Regions from separate parts of the Homo sapiens genome. Here region 1 is linked to region 2. A link is a loop called in an ENCODE intact Hi-C map of the cell type or tissue named here. Cell type or tissue: GM12878. All regions are shown on one strand. Links, peaks and the distances in the headings refer to the core of each region. The heading gives the core; the rest is flanking DNA. Region 1 overlaps LINC01132 (long intergenic non-protein coding RNA 1132). Region 2 overlaps LOC107985365 (a long non-coding RNA gene).

Region 1 (2,806 bases), core at 186-2,685, 110 kb after region 2:
TTCGTTAGAGACAGTCTCACTCTGTCGCCCAGGCCGGAGTGCAGTGGTGCGATCATAGCTTCTGCAGCCTCGAACTCCTAGATTCAAGCGATTGTCCTGCCTCGGCCTCCTGAGTAGCTGGGACTACAAGCGCATGCTGCCATGCTCTGCTCATTTTTTAAACTTTTTTGTAGACATGGGGTCTCACTATATTGCCCAGGCTGGTCTTGAACTCCTGGTCTCAAGTGATCCTCCCTCCTCGGCCCCCCAAAGCTCTGGCATTACAGGCGTAAGCCACCATGCCCAGCCTCTCCTATTCTCTTCTGATTCTCTACAGAGCAGTTCTCACCATGCACTATTTCCTAGTTGACTTAGGTGGTTATTCATTTGGTTCTTGGATTCTACCCACTAGACTGTGAGCTCCCTGGGAGCAGGTACTTTGTCCATGTTCATGGCTGTCTTCATGCCTGGAGAGGGCCAGGTAGAGGGTGGGTGCTGATTAACACCTCTCCAGAGAGCCGGTGACTCCTGGTTTGAGGCAGAGATGGACCATGTGGGCACAAGGGAGAGTTAGATTCTGCAGGGAGGTTATCCTTGGTGGCCTGGAGCAGAAACAGCACCACATTGGCCAGGTCCTGGGAAGGATCTGAGTGCACAACCAAAGAAGTCTGCTTTCTACCAGGAGACCCGGAGATGCCAGAGAAAGCCCGAGGGGGCCAGAACCAGAAAGATTTGGGAACATGGCAGTCGGGACTAGCCAGGGTGGGGATGCTGGCATGTGAGCGACTGGGCCGCAGCCATCAGCCTCCTGTGCGTGGCTGTGTGTGCTGGTGGCTCAGGTCCACATCCCAGCAACTTCCTGTTCCAATGCCCTCACACACATACACCCTCCGCCACCTCAGGAAGCACCAACAGAATGCTTCTCCATTTAAAATTCAAACTTACTGTCTACGTCGCTGTTTTTTTTCTAACTTTGTGAGTGTTTTTCCTAATTACCAGTTGGGTTTTAATGAATCTAATGAATCATGTAGATATAAACACAGCATATACAAATACACCAGTTCTTGCATTTATTCACAAGTGAATATGCGAGAAAGAATGATTGTTGGATTCTCATTATTTGTCATCAGTTGAGGCCGTGGGCCTGGGTCATTGTAAAAGTATGACTCAGTACCAGGGAAACACTGTACTAGCTTTGACTAGTCTCTCTTGTTCTTTTTAGGGTTTTTTTTTTTTTTTTCTGCTCCTGCTGGCACTACTGCATTCCCCTTTGATGGTGAAAGAATGAGATCAATGAAGGTACCAGAGAATTTATCTGGCAGGATCTTCTCATCTTCCTCTTTACCAGTTGTCAGAACTTGATCTGATTTGCAAACCTGGAGGATGGACAGGTGTCTTGTTTGTTTCTGGTGGTTCCTTTTGTTTTATCTTCATGTTTCTGGTGGTTGGGTTTTGAACGTCAGCCTGTGGAAAGAATGCATCCTTCCTTGACTGAGATGAGAGCGCTTTGAAAATTGTAAAGCGCGCACATTGTCAGTAGTTTTGTTGTTGTTGTTATTGGTTCCTTCCTCCAGACAGGGGCCTGGTTCCTGCTCTATTCCATCTTCTCTGCATTATAAGATCCTGAGCTTTAGACCATCCACCCCAGGGTCTGTGCATCTGTAGGAGAAGTGAATCTGTGGCTTCCCCTGCCCATGCTGGGAAGCCCCTGAGCTCCCTGAGGTTGCAGGTGCTCTGGGGCCTGCAATTTGGTGAGCCTGTGCCATAAGCCGCCCCTGGAGGGAGCAGAGGCAGAAACACTTCAGTTTATCTCCAATGCACAAAGTCCTTATCTCAGAAGCCACAACTCCCTGGCCAGGATGGGATCCAGGTTCCTGGACTGTCACTTAGCTAATCCACAATTGTCCAGAAGTAGCCTCCAAGATGTCCTGAAATGTAGCTTGAGCTGGCTCTGTAGGAGCTGGTGCAGCATGGAGGTCCCTCCTCCCCTCTTCCCAACCCCACTGCTGCCTTGGAGAGGCTGACTCTTAGGTGGAGCAGAGTCTGTCCTGGGCCAGGCAGAACACAGTTGCTGCAACCTGATGTGCAGGTGTTGCAATAAATGTCTCTGGGGTCACTGCAGACAAGGACCGACTGTATACCTGGTGGGTCTCAGCAGGAAATCCCTCCTGGAGACTAGGCACTCTTCCCCTTCATCAATTGTCATATTTACAAATCAGAATGATTCCAGAGTGTCAAGACCTGCTGTCTCCATCTCTTGTCTTGACCCCACTAACTAGATTGTGACCTCTCTAACATCACTTCCCCTTTGCTGTGGCTTCATATAGAGTTAACGGGCAATAAACATGCATGAAGTGGACACAAATCTCTGCAGCAGAAACCAGCCTGTGACTTTCTTTGGAGCCACGTCACCTGCCTAAACTAAATTCCAGCAGACACAACACAGACACTCAGGGGATCTGTGGCTTAAGGAACAGGGGCTGGGGCCTGGCATTAGCCAGATGCAGCGGCAGGGTGTGTATTTTCCAGCGTGCTCATCCTAATCCACCGAAGGGTGTTCCTGGGGCACGCAGGGGATGCCACGTAGACTTCAATAGACGGCTTTTATTCTTATGCTTGATACTTCCTGCAGTTTTATGTTATCTCGTGCAGTTATAAGGAGATGGAGATAATATGCATGTTTGCCTTCTTCTGATTATGTACAGTGTCATTTCGCCAAAAATCTACACCAGCCACAAGGATACATTTTGGCTGAATATTACAGACTTTTCTCATTATCTTAAAAAAACAAAAAACAGAAAAACCTAACTAACTTCTCTACTGTTAT
Region 2 (2,806 bases), core at 28-2,527:
TGAGGTCCTGGACGTGAAGCCGAAATGCTGCAGCTCACAGCCAGTGTGGTCAGCCGAATGGGAGTCAGCTCTGGGCGGCTTATTGCCATGAACAAAGGAGCTCAGTTGCTGGGGTTCACCTCCTATCCCATCAGAATACAAGCTGCACTGGGGCTAGATGTCCACGGCTGTATCCTCAGCACCTAGAAGAGAGTCTGGGACCAAGTGTGAACATCTATAAACCGGAGGAAACATCTGTTGGCAGGATATTTAGTATAGCAATATCTTTGGATAAAATAATCAACAAACAAAATTATGTTGTTGGAAACCAGAAAACGACACCACTGATGAATGTACTTAGGCTACTTAATCAAGAAATAGTCGCAATGATTCTACTTCTGTCTTCTTTTTTAAAAAAAATTTAATTAGTTGTTTTATTTTAGAATAGCATTACTGATTACCTTTCTTCCCTGGAAATTAACACATTTCGTAGAGACTTAAGGATGCATCAATGAAATACTTAGAATTGAAAGAGGAAATGAATTACTTGATTTCTCAGGATGTGTGTGTCTATTGGTGCTCTAGCACAGTTAAATGCTAATATTGCCACTGAAAACTGATGCAACTTTTGTGAAGCAACAGCTGTAACAGGGCCTCTGTGTAACACTTCCTTGTGTAGAATTAAAAAAAAAAAAGCTTAGGTTTTAGAAAATATCAGAAAAGCACCTCTTTATAGGCTTACCACATAAGTACATTGTTTTCATCCCCCAGTAGACTGCGATTGGCTTTGACTGGGGAGTTCCTCATTTGTCTCCGGGGTTGGGGCCCACTTCTGTTTTTTGACCACTGACCAGCTATGCTGTCTTCATAGAAATCAGGCAGTGGGCAGTGACCTGGTTCTTACTAACTCTTGTGATGCCTCACGCGATGTTATATCTGTCACCAGCACGCTCTCCTCTCCTGAGAGAGTGTTAGAAAATTGCGTGGTCTGGGAGTGCAGGGGTTAATGAACAGTTCGGAGATTAATGCTTCCTCTCCTTGTGGTCCCAGATGTCTTCGGGAATGCTTGAATCCTCTCCCTTTGCATCTTTTCCCTTATTTGTAGGGTTACCTGTCACATCCCTTTCGAACTTGCAGGGACCATGTCTGGACAAATTAGCCAAAGACTATACCTATGTTTGAAGCAAAATTTAATATTCCTCCAAAATTATGGCTTTCCAATTCTCCATGGCTCATGAAGAGGGCCCCTTACTCTTAGACAACAAATATTTCTGAGCACTGGCCGTGTTCCAGGCAGTCTGCTGAGATCTGGATCTGATGATGCAGTGGTAAATACACACAGACCCCACCTCTGCTCTTTCAAAGCCTATACCTGGTGAATGGCAGAAACAATATTTCTCCACGCCTTACACTCAATGAGTAACAAAGAGGAATCACAGTTATTGGCATAGCTCAAAAATTTTTTTTGTCAGATCCAGTTTTGCCAATCACTATGACAGGGCCAAATCTATAAAACATTGGGAGCTTTATAGGAGATAAAATATCCTCTAAAATGTAGAGAATTTTTATAGCCCAAATTCCTATCCAGAGTCTCCAGCCCCTTTGGGACTAGACAGCCCCCTCAAGATTCTCAGGGAGCTCATCACATTCCCCATTGGGCAGTGTGACTAGATAAGGGCCAAGGGCATGAGTCAGTGTGGGAAGTGGCCCCAGCTCAGCTCAGCCACTGTGGCAGGCAAGAAGGATGCCACGAACACCGCCAATGGCCTCAGGGAGGTGGGTGGGTTGGAAGTGTGGTGGGGGTCATGTTTGGTTATGTAAATATGACTCCAGGCAGAGCCAGTGCTGAGTTTGATGATGGAGGAGGATTGGAGGTAAAGCTAGAGCTCTCAGAGCCTTCCCTGGGATAGAGATTCCTGCTGACACTGCTGGCCATGATAGTCTGTCTGGGGAGCCATGCTCACCTTCAGCTCCTGTGCAGAGAAGGGTGGCTGGGGAGGTGTTGCATAGCTGGGGGCATGCTAGGTGCATTGATGCCACTTGTTTCTCCACTTGGCTTCAGTCCAGAGCCCCACTCTGGGCTGGTGGCTGGGTAAGACCATAGGTAAACAGTAGACTTATAGTATGGTTTGGGGGCTATTTTGCTATGATTATGTGGGCACGGGCTTTAAAGACTAATGGCCCTGGTGTCTTCATGCTACTCTGTATGCTTTGAAACCTAATGGCCTTCTGGCACTGCCTTTCAGTTGTTGCATGACTTAGGGTAACACTAGTAGCAGTAACAAATAAATGCTCAAATTTCAGAGCCTTTCCACTGATGCTTATGTCTCATTCAAGTCAGTGGGTGGCTTCCCTCCAGGTGGTAACTCAGAGATCCAGGCTCCTTCCAGGATGTGACTCTGCCATCTCCTAAGGCCCTGGAGAATTCTGCGTGGAGGTGGAAGGTGACAGAGAGGGCATGTCTTACCACCTTAGCCCAGAGTGATACATATCACTTCTAGTCATGTGTTGCTGAGGTAAGGCAGTGGCCCCCAAACTTCTTGGGCACCAGACAATTTTTCCATGGACTGGGGTGGTGAGGGGGATGGTTTCAGGACGATTCAAGCACATTATATTTATTATATTTATTGTGCACTTTATTTCTATTATGATTACATTATAATACATAATGAAATAGTTACACAACTCACCATAATGTAGAGTTAGTGGGAGCCCTGAGCTTGTTTTTCTGCAACTAGATGGTCCCATCTGGGGGTGATGGGAGACAGTGAGAGATCATCAGGCATTAGATTCTCATAAGGAGCAACCTGGATCCCTCACATGCGCA

The links. Hi-C counts contacts between places; a loop is a spot of excess contacts. Peaks named below come from ENCODE experiments on the same cell type or tissue, not always from the same donor. Only the 100,000 strongest peaks of a DNase experiment are listed, where the experiment ranks them.
Region 1: a loop joins it to region 2, with 6 times the contacts of the local background. A loop is called at or near these places in 23 of 110 quality-filtered maps.

What each region holds. Positions count from the first base shown.
Region 1 is chr1:234,729,865-234,732,670 of GRCh38, reverse strand. It overlaps LINC01132 (long intergenic non-protein coding RNA 1132), which reads right to left. Exons shown (of 3, transcript NR_038856.1): 3 at 1,028-2,806. Among named protein-coding and RNA genes, the nearest start is that of LINC01132, 7.2 kb to the right of the region's middle. RefSeq lists an enhancer at 2,232-2,301. In GM12878, for the core only: a CTCF peak has its summit at 1,743; DNase peaks (open chromatin) are centred at 1,150, 1,570 and 2,277; H3K4me3 peaks cover 1,297 bases; H3K27ac peaks cover 2,374 bases.
Region 2 is chr1:234,839,923-234,842,728 of GRCh38, reverse strand. All of the region lies in intron 2 of LOC107985365 (a long non-coding RNA gene), which reads left to right. Among named protein-coding and RNA genes, the nearest start is that of LINC02961, 81 kb to the right of the region's middle. RefSeq lists an enhancer at 485-554. In GM12878, for the core only: no CTCF peak of the experiment used is centred there; no DNase peak of the experiment used is centred there; H3K4me3 peaks cover 1,021 bases; H3K27ac peaks cover 1,294 bases.